Regions from separate parts of the Homo sapiens genome. Here region 1 is linked to region 2. A link is an interaction called in ENCODE POLR2A ChIA-PET data of the cell type or tissue named here. Cell type or tissue: Panc1. All regions are shown on one strand. Links, peaks and the distances in the headings refer to the core of each region. The heading gives the core; the rest is flanking DNA. Region 1 overlaps ENTPD7 (ectonucleoside triphosphate diphosphohydrolase 7). Region 2 overlaps ABCC2 (ATP binding cassette subfamily C member 2).

Region 1 (6,536 bases), core at 969-5,968, 98 kb after region 2:
CACCCAGAGTGGGACTGCTAATAGAGGTCTTTAAGAGATGCTACCCCATTGGCAGGGGTAGTCAGAAAGAAGGAGGAAGCAGGGACTTATCTGTCTTAGGAGGATGTGAGTATTTCTCCCTAATATCTGCAGCCTGACATTATATTTCAGAAACTCAGATCCCATATCAAATGTACCTGTTTTTGTTAAGAGTTTCATTCAGAACAAGGTCTTCGTAGCGCTGCCGGGCAAAGTTGCCTCCGAAACCCAGAAAAGTTGTGACATAAACCCTGTACACGTGTTCAGTGTGTTGCACATCACAGCCCAGGTTGAACTCAGCCAGCAGGATCTTGGCAGCTTCTTCCTATAATACAATACCAAGAGAAAAAGGGAATTTTAGTTTTGGTTGCCTTCTAGAAAGCTATGACATTGCTAATACACGAGGCTTCATTTCTATGACTACTCTTTAAAACATCTTAAGCATTCTTTCATCCTCATAGCATTATTTTAAACAAAGACACAAAATGACAAGACTGCACTAAAAGGTACAAATTAGACACTAAATTAAGAACTAAATATGAAATTAGAAACCCAAAACACTATCTGTAGTTATATAGGAGGTAGAATTACTACAGATATCATTTTCTCACATGTATTTTTCTGTATTTTCCAATTCCCTCAATGGGAATGTGTTATTTTAATAGGAAAACATCCTTTAATAAAAATAAATTTAAGGAACTCTGTGGATCATCATAAGATCTATTCTGTGGCCTTTTCTTTTTCTTTTCTTTTTTTTTTTGAGACAGAGTCTCACTGTGTCACCAGGCTGGAGTGCAGTGGCATGCTCTCGGCTCACTGCAACCTCCGCCTCCCGGGTTCAAGCAATTCTGCTGCCTCAGCCTCCTGAGTAGTTGGGACTACAGGCACGTGCCACCATGCCCAGCTAATTTTTGTATTTTTAGTGGAGACGGGTTTCACCATGTTGGCCAGGATGTTCTCGATCTCTTGACCTCATGATCAGCCCTTCTCAGCCTCCCAAAGTGCTGGGATTACAGGTGTGAGCCACTGTGCCCGGTTCTGTGGCCTTTTCTAACATTATCCAAGAAGCCCTAAGGTTCCTTATGACAGGTTTGGGGATTGGGAAAGTTCAATTTTATTGTACCGCCAATGAAAAGGTGCTATATTTTTTTCTTGAACCTCAAGGGCAGAGGCTGAATTAATCATATTCCTCAGCTCATTCCACATTATCATGGCAAAGCCTCTCTTTTGCTTTATTTATTTATTCTCTTTTATCTTCATACTTAATCTCATTCCATTCTCTGCCATGGGCAACCATTCTAATGTGTTATGTATAATTTTTGTATATATGTATTATTATAAAATGAGGATTCTTGTTTTGAATGTATTTCTTTTTAATTTGTGAAAAATACCATTGTGCCCTGCAATTTCACTCCAAGGTACATACCAAGAGATCCAAAAACTGGGGTGGGCATGGTGGCTCATGCCTATAATCCCAGCACTTTGGGAGGCCAAGGAGGGTGGATCACTTGAGGCCAGGAGTTCGAGACCAGCCTGGCCAACATGGTGAAACTCCGTCTCTACTAAAAATACAAAAATTAGCCAGGCATGGTGGTGGGTGCCTGTAATCCCAGCTACTCAGGAGGCTGAGGCAGGAGAATCGCTTGAACCTGGGAGGCAGAGGTTGCAGTGAGCCGAGATCGTGCCATGGCACTCCAGCCTGAGTGACAAGAGTGAAACCCCATCTCAAAAAAAAAAAAAAACAAAAAAACTTATGTACATAGAAAAATGTGTATATGAATGTTCACAGCAGCACTGTGCATAATAGCCAAAAAGGGAAAACCACTGAAATGTTCATCAGCTGATAAATGGATAAACAAAATACAGCATGGTTGGTCATACAATGGAATGCTGTTTAGCCATTAAAAAGGAATGAAATACCCATACCACGAGATGGCTGAACCTTGAAAACATTTTGCTAAATAAAAGAAGCCAGACATAAAACACCACATATTGTATGATTTCATTTATACAAAATGTCCGGAATAGGCAAATCCACTGGAGAGAGAAAGTAGATGAATAGTTGTCAGGGGTAGGGAGAGGAGAGAATGAGGAGTGACTGCTAATGGGAAATGAGTGGGGAGTGAATATGGGGTTTCTTTTTGGGGCGATGAAATGTTCTGGAATTCAATAGTGGTGGCTGCACAACTTTGTGAATGTACATAACTTTGTGAGTTGTACAAAAAAATATATTAGGCATTCAGGATTATTTAAAATGTTTTAAATGCCATTGTCTCACAGTTTCTTTCATTTTTACCAAGCACTAAGATTCATCTTGAAGAGCCATTATATTGCTATGTGTAGTTACTATTTTTTTTTTTTTTGAGATGGGGTCTCACTCTGTCACCCAGGCTGGAATGCAGTGGTGCGATCTTGGCTCACTGCAACTTCTGCCTCCCAGGTTCAAGCGATTCTCCTGCCTCAGCCTCCTGAGTAGCAGGGTTAGAGGTGCCTGCCCACCCTGCCCAGCTAATTTTTGTATTTTTAGTAGAGACGGGGTTTCACCATGTTGGCCAGACTGGTCCTAAACTCCTGACCTCAGGTGATCCACCCGCCTTGGCTTCCCAAAGTGCTGGGATTACAGGCGTCAGCCACCGTGCCCGGCCTGCTATATGTAAATCTAATTTGTTGCTTGCAAGTATGCATTCCGTACCAGTGTTGCTTTCCATAACCATGTTCCTTTCTAAATCTGCACACACACAAAAGTCATTTCTTTAAGACTTGAAGCCCCAGTCCCGCTTGTCACCTATTTCTTAGTATCAGATCCATGCCTTCGTTTTACCTGTTAAATACATACTAACGAATATAGACTAAAAAGTATCACAACCTAGTTAGTCCCCCACATTTCCAACCCCAGCATGAAATTCTCTGCTGACTGCTAAACTCACATTTCCAACAGTCCTGTGGATATTCTGACATATATGTTCCTTGGGTATCTTAAACTCAATATATCCAAAATTGAAGTCATTAGTTTTACAACTTCTGAACTAGAAGACCAGATAGACGCTCTCATCCAGATCTCTCAGGACAATACTGTTTGCTTAATATCACCCCTGCCCTTACCCCTGTTGCTCTTCTCTCAGTTACTGGGTTCCTCAGTCTTCTGGTTATCTAGGATAGATCCTCAGCACTGCTGGCCATCCTCCCACCCTACTCACACTACCACAATCAATCGCTCAATTACATTGGGTTTTCACTCCAAACTATCCCCTGAAATCTGTCCCCTCCCTTTCATTTCCACTTACTTTGTCTAACTCAGCCCTTTATTACTTCTCACTCAAGGTTCCGTGACCTATATTCTTTCTCCTACTGACACAAAAATTTTTTCACTACAAAAAGATCAGATCACAGTCACACAACTGACATCATCACAAAATTCAGAGCTGAGAAGGACCTTCACAGTTTAATTATTTTATAAATGAAACTGAGGCCCATGTGACTGCCTTACTCAAAAACTTTTGGTGGTTTTCCACTATCTATGGAAATAAAAGCCAGTCCCCTTATGATAGCACTCAATACTGCTCATGATTTAGCTCCATCTTATCTTCCCAGTCTTAACTACTAGCACACCTGAAAATCCTATACTGCAAAAGGCTATTCGTCATTCCCTGGACATTCTGGCCTCTGTGCTGCTTTTTCTGTGCCTTTGTATATAGTGTTCCCTCCATGCAGGTGGCCTTCCCTCAGCCTCCACTCTGCAAAAAAAAAAAAGCCTACTCTCATCCAAGGCCCAGGTAAATACTTTACCTTCCATGAAGCAAGAATGGCTCCCATTCAACTTTGCAAGCTAAGTTGGCTGCCAGTCCCCATATTGCCACAGCTCTCTGTTTAAACCAGATGTTCTCAATGATGGGCAATTTCCACCCTGCCCCACACATCTGGTAATGTCTGGAGACACTTTTGATTGTCACAACTGGAAGGGGGAGGGTTGTTACTGACATCTGGTATAGGCAAGAGATATCATATGATGCATGGGATAACCCCTGATGACAAAGAATTATCTGACCCAAAATGTCAAGAGTGCCAACGATGAGAAGCCCTGGTTTAGATCAAGTTAAGCACTGCTACAGTCTCCCTGATATCACAAGCTGTCTCCACTGACAGATAAATTATAAGTTTTTAGGGACAGTGTAACTCACATGTCTATTCCTTGTACATAATATTGTCTATTCCTTGCACATAATGGGTGTACATAATAGGTGTACATAATGGCTGTACAAAAAGTGTCTGTGTAGGATGAAACTTCTCCCTCAAAATACATTCTTTACATTCTAGTGGGGTAAGGATTATTAGAAGGCCCAGAATGGAATCATCAGTAAGGGGAAAGGGAATAACATTTATTGAACAATAGATATGTATCAAATACTGTGCTCCAGAATGTAAATGCATTATCATGTTTATCCTCAGCAATGGCAGGAGATACCTAGTATAGTTATAATTGTTAAAATGTATTGAACACTTATGCTGGACAGTTTGCTAAATGCTTTACAAACATGGTATTATTTCATCCTCATAACTTTATGAGGTAGATACTATTATTATTCCTTTTTCACACAGGAGGAAGCTGAGGCTCAGAGAGGTAACCTACTCAAGATAACGCAAGCTAGCAAGTATCTGAACAAATATTTAGAGCCAGGTAGGTTGGTCTAAGTCCAAAGACAGTGTCCTTCCTTCTCAAATACTAGCATTCCTAGCAACTAAATTTCCCTAAAAGGTAAAGTACCTGCTTTGCAGGAAGGACAGAGGTTGAGGTAGGAACTTCATAAGCAATTTGGAGAGAGGCTCCTCCCATATCCAGTATCCCTACTGTCCTTCTCCGTCCTGCTGCCAATTCCTGGGTAGCCTCAGCATCTGATTCTGAAATAAATAAGAGAACAAAAAGGCCCTAGTAATTAAAAAATAAAATTAAGTCAAACCCCCAAAACAGCAATCCCTTGAAAATTTGAAAGCAGGCAGGTGCCATGGCTCACACCTGTAATCCCAAAACACTGGGAGGCCAAGGTGGGAGGATTATGTGAGCCGAGGAGTTCAAGACCAGCCTAGGCAACATAGTGAGACACTCTCATAAAAAAAAAAAATTTTTTTTAATTAGCTGGGCATGGTGGTGCACACCTGTAGTCCCAGCTACTCAGGAGGCTGAGGCCAGAGGATCATTTGTGCCCAAGAGTTTGAGGCTGCAGTGAGCTATTATCGCACCACTAAACTCTAGCCTCAGTGACAGAGAACCTGTCTCAAAATAAAAAAAAGAAAGCAAACAAGTATACTAACTGAATCAACTATATATTACACAAAGAATAATTCTTGTGAATTACTTAAACATGACATTTTGACTACGTATCCCTAGTAGGATATAGCCTAAGGACAAAAGAAACAAATATCTTAAGCTACATCGCAGTAGTCTTGTTAACAATATTGTTGGTTTTATTATTTAAAAATTATGAAGGGAGACTGAGGCAGGCAGATCACAAGGTCAGGAGTTCGAGACCAGCCTGACCAACATGGTGAAACCCTGTCTCTACTAAAACACAAAAATTAGCCGGGCATGGTGCTGCACACCTGTAATCCCAACTACTCAGGGGGCTGAGGCAGGAGAATCGCTTGAACCCGACAGGCGGAGGTTGTAGTGAGCCGAGATTGCACCACTGCACTCCAGCCTGGGTGACAGAGCAAGACTGTCTCAAAAAAAAAAAAAAAATTATGAAACATATTGTGGAATAAAACAAATAAATGTTTATGTCAATATCTTTAGGAACAAAGATTCAGCATAACAGAACAAAAAGGATATAGGTATAAAAATCAAATAAATTAATAGCACCCTATAATCTTACATATGAGTCAGAAATATGACTATGAACTCATTTATTTTTCTCTTTCTAAAAAATACATATTTCCTAGCTGTGTTCACTGAAAGGCCTAGAAGCAATGATATCCCAGGAGTAATGACCACCTGTGGTATCTGGACCAATAATCTCTAAATACCATCTTTTACTAAAAGAAACCAGGGCTCTTTTAAAAACAGGCCAATGCCAGGTCTAGGGTAGAAAGTATACAAGATGACCCTGGAATACATTGCTGTACCAGATAGCAAGGGGAATATAAAAGAGTATTGGGGTCATATTAAAAGGATACAGCAGCCAACCTAAAGATGCTCCTTAAAATACTAATAATGTGATGGGCTCTAATGCATCTAATATATTAAAATCCATGAGTTCATAATAATAATTAAAACTTTTTTTTCACTGGTTACCTTTGGAAGTTGCTAGACACCAACTCATTATTCAGAAATGTGATAAATAAAAAGAATCAAGGATTTATTCTGTCTTTCCCATAAGAACTATATGTCAGGGTAACCAAAGAGTTGATCAAGAAAAGTTCATTACATAAAAATTCTAGCTGTTAAATGCAGAAGGAATGACAGAATTAGAAATATCACCATTTTGCAATCTCTAATGAAAAACATGTCCAAGCAATGATCACAA
Region 2 (6,536 bases), core at 694-5,693:
AATGCTTGTGATTAAAGCCTATGATCAAATCCCTCTAATACAATTCGATCCTGGAGCTCAACTTGATGCCATTTACTATGAGTTAGAGGTTGCCCCATGGTACCTCCTCATGTCATCCACTCTTTTTTTCCTTACCTGTAAGAGTGTCCGGATCAGAGTCTGAAATTGGAAAGTGCCACAGAGTATCGAGAGAATCCAGAATAGGGACAGGAACCAGGAGTTTTTCTGTACACACCATTGTCTGCTGTATTGGATCAGCAAAACCAGGAGCTGGAGAGAAATTCACATGATGTTCTGAAGAATACTGCCACTAACCGAGGACTGAGGGGAGAAGGATGTCAGAGAACATGGGAAGAAAGGAGGGCTGAGGGAGGAGACTGTCGTGACTAATCTGGCCAGGTAGAGAGCACACAGATGCCAGGTTGAACATGTCACCCCCATGCCATCCAGCTTTTTCTTTTAGTGCCTCATCTCCATGGACCACACTTGAGTGGGATGTTAGCCAAGAATGTAGAAGGTCACTATCTGCATTTTAGTGGAGTTACTTTGAGAGCTAGAAAAACCTTTCCAGGACCCATGAAAATTAAATTCAGACATTGCAGTAGTAAGGTCGGAAGGCAGGTTCTAATTAATTAGGTGCAAGGTGTCTGTAGCTTGATTTTCTAATATAAGATTAAGCAATTAATTTTTTTAAAAAATCTTGCCTTATACCATCTCACATTAGATATAATAAATTAAATGTTGATTTCCTAGACCTAGCTGTGCTCCTAAAACAGCATTCTGGTGGGGAAAGAGCCATGATTTATAACATTTGCCCAGGAAGGATTGTGCCGAGCACATGGTCTAAAGGAGCCACTGCTACTGAGGCCCAGCTGACATTGCTCTGCCTGAACGTAGGTTTGCGATTGCCAGACATTTTGATTTTTCAATAAAGTTTGAAAGTTCAAATAATTATGTGTCATTAGTTGCCACTGAATTGATGGCAATTAATTCAATTGCTATTTAAACACTGTCTAGGCCCCACCCCCTGAAAAAATGCCTGCAAGAGAGACATTAGTTTTTTGATATCAAGTTTATATAAACTCTAAGCTCACTGATCCATTGTTTAAAGTCATCAATCAATTTAAAAACAATATTTACAGATTTAAAATATTGTTTTACATCAAGAAACTTAGCTCTCTTCTGTGACCCTTAGATGGCAAGATGTGCGGACATAAGATATACATCTTAGTCATGAAAGCTAATACTTAACCTAGGAAGAAGCCTCTATACATTAATGCTCAAATGAAGATGAAAAGCTAAAATTTGTTTCACCCCATTCCAACCAAGCTTTGCCTCACTATGGATCCCGCGAAAAAGACAGATGACCTTGGAATTAATTTCATCCCCAAAGAGTACATTTCACCTAGATGCCTATGGGTAATGAAAAGGTAAACAGGGCAGAAGTGGTATAGGTCTTACCCATGTGCCTAGGTAGAGGCTTGGATTGGTATATCGAACAGCAGGGACTGTGGCTTGTCCAGAGTCTTCTGTGAGTACAAGGGCCAGCTCTATGGCTGCTAGAATAAGAAGAAAACCAACGAATACCTGAGAAGGGAAAAAGACCACTGTTAAGAGGATATCATTCTTTATAAGGCTCTTAGAACAGAATGGTTTCCGGTGATGGATAGGAAAAGCGGTATGCAGTGATTCAGATAACACAATAAATATTTCTGGAAAGAATGGATACATACAGTTCAAGTGATAGAATAATGTTCAAAGTATGCCATGATCATTGTTTTTGAGGAATGCTGAGTGTGAAGTTTTAAAATATGTCTGCAGATTTTTTGATATTCCTCTCTTCAAAGAGCAGAGCTTAATTCCCTCTCCCTTGAGTGTGGGCTGGGGACTTAGGGATGTACTTCTGGTGAATAGAAAATGGCAGAAGTGACAGCGTGTGACTTCCAAGGCTAGGGCATAAAAAAGCAATGTGGATTATTTCTCCTTGTTCTCTGTCTCCGATTGCTCACTCTGGAGAAAGCTACCAGTCCAGTCATGAGGACACTCCAATAGCTCTTTGGAGAAGTCCACTTGGTAAGGAACTGAGACCTTCCGCCAACAGCCAGTGAGAAACTGAGGCTTCCTGCCACCAGCCATGTGACAGTCGTCTTAGAAGCAGATCTTTTAGCCCCAGTCAAGACTTCACATGCCAGTAACCCCAGACAGCTCATATGAACTTCAACCTCCTGAGAGACCTTGAAGCAGAACCTGGGTAAGCTGCTCCCAAATTCTTGATCCACAGAAACTGTTAAGATTTAAAGAATTCTCTTTTAGCTGCTAAGTTTTGGGGTATTTTGTTATATAGCAACAGAAAGTACTAGGTTTAAAAGGCACTATTCCCTTTCTTAGGCCATAGGTTTTTTGTTTTTGTTTTGAGACGGAGTCTCACTCTGTTGCCCAGGCTGGAGTGCAGAGGCGCAGTCTCGGCTCACGGCAACCTCCACCTTCTGGGTTCAAGTGATTCTCCTGCCTCAGCCTCCCGAGTAGCTGGGATTACAAGTGTGCGCCACCACACCTGGCTAATTTTTGTATTTTTAGTAGAGACAGGATTTTACCATGTTGGCCAGGCTGGTCTCAAGCTCCTGATCTCAGGTGATCTGCCTGCCTCGGCCTCCCAAACTGCTGCGATTACAAGCATAAGCCACCACACTCAGCCCCAGTCTTGATCCCAGACAATGCCAATCAGTATTTGTCCTATGAGCTCAGAAGACATGATACACATTACACTGTTTTAAAGGCCCACATCCCCACCTATCAGGGGGAAAATTACTGCCTCCACTGAGTATACCATCATCTTAGCCATCAAAATGAAGATATTTATGTGGCACCATCTCCCCTCCCCTCATGCTTTTATGCCCCTATCCATCTACCCTTATTCATTCTTTTAAGTCTAATTTATCCAGAATGGCACAGGCAGAGATAATGGGCCCTTTGTAATGAAAACCAGCCAAGAAAGGAGATGAATGCACCTTTACTTTAACTAATAGGATCAGTGCTATTATTTAGTAAGGAGTAGAGTCAAAGACATGTTAATAACTGAAATGCATTTTTTCAAGTATATAATACACTATAGGGTGTTTTCCTCACAAGAGACTATGAGGTTTTGGGAAAAAAATGTAGCTTCATAGGCGGTAAGCTATGGTTGCCTTTAGGTAAATTAGGAGGTAAAATAGAGCAAGCTAGAGGTAAGGCACCTGCCCTTGGAGATGACTAGAGGGTACTAACCAGCAGCCTATTCCCCAGGCCAGGGAAAAGGAGGGGGTCTTGCCATAAGATTATATATATTAAACTCATATAATGGATTTGAAATACACTGAGCAGTTCATATCAAAAAAGACCAGTTAACTTTATAAAGAACTTCTACAAAGTAATTTTTAAAAATACCCTAATAACTCAATGTAAAAAAATGAGTATATAAATTAAATGGATTTAAAAAAACACAAAAGGCTTTTAAACATATGAACATGTGCTTAACCTCATTAATATGAGAATACAATTTGAAAGTATATATAATTTGAAACATAACATTTTTGCCTAACCAATTAGCAAACATCAAAAAATGTGATACAAAGTTGATGAGACCAAGGAAAGCCTCTTTGAGGGCAGTTTGCACTGTGTATAAAAATTCTGAGTTCACATATCCTTAACTCAGTCATTTCATTTTTGGGAATTTATCCTATAGACACACTTGTATACACAAGTATATACAAAGCTGTGTATGGCAGCATTGCTCATGATGCAAAATATTAGAAACCAATGAAATTCATGTCATACAGGACACATAAATTATGGTACATTCAAATAACAGCATCTCAAGGAATCATTACAAAGAAAGAAGCAGACCTTTTGTGGGATTGAGCTGGTTGTCTCCCAGTAATGTGGAGGGGACTGACTTCATCCTGGCTTTTTGATACTTTTACATTTGGAGAAATTTTACATATTTCTCTAAGATATTCTACCTAGATACTTAAATCTTAAAGCCTTAGCCATTTTTACAGTCCAGCTCTTTAATTTTCCTCCACCTTTCCTTTTCTTTCTTTTTCTTTTCCTTTTTCTTTTTTTTTTTTTTTTTGAGACGGAGTTTCGCTCTGTCACCCAGGCTGGAGTGTAGTGGTGCTATCTCACTGCAACCTCCGCCTCCCAGGTTCAAGTGATTCTCCTGCCTCAGCCTCCCAAGGAGATGGGATTACAGGTGTGAACCATTATGCCCGGCTAATTTTTGTATTTTTAGTAGAGATGGGGTTTCACCATGTTGCCCAGACTGATCTTGAACTTCTGACCTCAGGTGATCCACCCACCTCAGCCTCCCAAAGTGCTGGGATTACAGACGTGAGCCACTGCACCCGCCCCTCCCCGCTCCTTTTCAATAACATGAGTGTGAGTCCAGCTTGTCTCCAAAGCCTGCCTTATTCTAAAGCATCCAATTCTAGGGACTCTTTCACCAATGCCTGTGACTCGTGGCCCTGATGAAAGTTATCCATCCTTGCAAATGACATATGAGGAGGTGTCCCACTCAGAGGCTCTCTCATCTTCCTTCCTCCGTGGATCTATTTATTCAGGAAAGCTCTAATTCTTCCACTAGTCCCAGAGTAAAACTACACATTTCTGCAGAGAAGAGCACAGTGAAGAATGAAGATAAGATCCAGGAGAAGAAACAGAAGACCAGAATCATGTTCTCTCCGGCCCAGCTGTGTGTAATTAATGATGGATTTCAGAGACAGAAACACCGCAGCCTCCAGCAGCTGCAAGAACTTTCCAATACCCTGAATCTTAGCTACAAACAGCATACAAGCTAGTTACAGAGAATGAAAGCTAAGAGGTGGTAGAAAGCCAACTGACCAAAGAATAAGCAACAATATGACTCAGGGCTCAGCATCTACAGAATACCCAGGCCTCTACTCTTCCTACCACCAGGAATGCCTGGGGAACACATCTGGAAACCTTCCAGTGTGGATCAACCATTCCCAGAAAAGTCAGACTTGGCACCCAGAAGACTAGAACAACCAGTCCCGGAAAAATCGGTTTCATAACTGTGGGGAGGAATCTTGGTAGTCCTGCATGCAGCTCCAGCGAAATTCTCCTGCCAGTTTTTGGAAGCTGTCTTGGAAACTGCTGGGGAAAGCTATGATGTAATACAGCAAACCACTAAGTATTTCAGTGCTTCACAAATCATAGGTTTATTCCTAAATTACTCCATGAACATGCAGCCTGAAAACGTGTGGAGATGAATATATTAACTCGATTTTAGTCTGGGTAGTGGCGGAATTCTTCCTTTTTCCCTCCCTCCCTCATAGGATTTTTCTTGTTTTACAGCTCTGTATTCTGCCTTGATATACTGGTTTTCATTGTACCTATTGGGTCTATTTGGGGGTGGGATATGACTGAAGTCTAATCAAAGAGGTTTCAGTAACCTTGGCTGCATGGTGGTATCAGTACGAGTTTGGCTGCTTAGGTACAAATGAATAAAATATCCACAAAAAGAGAGAAAAATGCAGATTTTTATGTGCTAAAATGGAAGGAGCTCTAAGACACAGAAAAGCACATATGGGACGCTAGCATTTGTGTGAAAAAATATATGTACGTAGCTGTTTGTAAAAGCACAGGCTATTTCTGGAAGGAGATATGAGGAACTGGTATCAATGGTTGCCAACTAAGACATGAATGAGTGACTAGAGTACTGGGTACCCTTTTGTCCTTTTTTTTCTTTTTTTTTTTGAGACAGGGTCTACCTCTGTCGCCCAGGCTGAAGTGCAGTGGTGTGAACATGGCTCACTGCAGCCTTGACCTCCTTGAACTTGTCAAGTGATCTTCCCACCTCAGCCTCCCGAGTAGCTGGGACCACAGGCACATGCCACCATGCCTGGTGAATTTTTTTAATTTTTTGTAGAGATCGGTCTCACCAAGTTGGCCAGGCTGGTCTCGAAATGCTGGGCTCAAGCAATTCTCCCACTTCAGCTTCCCAAAGTGTTGGGATTACAGGCATGAGCTACTATGCCCAGCTCCTTTTGTACTTTTTGAACTTTGTGATCCTCTGAGAATTATCCGTTCAAAAGATAAGTTAAATACACTCACACCCCCATTAAAAAATAAGGAAGTGATATGAACAGACAATTCGCAAATGAAATACACTTAACAAATTAAAAAAACAATTGCGTTAGTATTCATAAAAATGCAAAGCAACTCAGTGAGATGTCATGTTTACACATAAAAGTTGAAAATAACTCAATGCTGACAATGGTGCAAGGACATGCACTTTAACACACTGTTGGCAGGAATCTATGCTGGCAGCCTGCCTGGGCGACAGAACGAGACTCCGTCCCCCCAAAAAAAGGGGTAAAATATCAATACATGGTATAGCAATGGTACAGCATAGATAAACCTTGAACACATTGTGCTAAGTGAAAGAAGCCAATCAAAAAAGAACCATATTATATAATTCCATTCATATGAAATGTCTAGAACAGGGAAATCTATAAAGACAGAAAAGAGATTTAGCG

The links. ChIA-PET counts read pairs that join two places held together with the same protein. Peaks named below come from ENCODE experiments on the same cell type or tissue, not always from the same donor. Only the 100,000 strongest peaks of a DNase experiment are listed, where the experiment ranks them.
Region 1: POLR2A ChIA-PET joins it to region 2 with 6 read pairs; 2 of 35 experiments call an interaction of 5 or more read pairs at or near these places.

Annotation. Positions count from the first base shown.
Region 1 is chr10:99,689,763-99,696,298 of GRCh38, reverse strand. ENTPD7 (ectonucleoside triphosphate diphosphohydrolase 7) reads right to left here. Exons shown (of 13, transcript NM_020354.5): 8 at 4,781-4,914; 9 at 177-343. It also overlaps a transcript of COX15 not described here. Among named protein-coding and RNA genes, the nearest start is that of ENTPD7, 34 kb to the right of the region's middle. In Panc1, for the core only: no CTCF peak of the experiment used is centred there; no DNase peak of the experiment used is centred there.
Region 2 is chr10:99,787,285-99,793,820 of GRCh38, reverse strand. It overlaps ABCC2 (ATP binding cassette subfamily C member 2), which reads right to left. Exons shown (of 32, transcript NM_000392.5): 3 at 1,462-1,587; 4 at 136-270. It also overlaps the pseudogene NANOGP6. Among named protein-coding and RNA genes, the nearest start is that of ABCC2, 7.9 kb to the right of the region's middle. In Panc1, for the core only: no CTCF peak of the experiment used is centred there; no DNase peak of the experiment used is centred there; H3K27ac peaks cover 2,013 bases.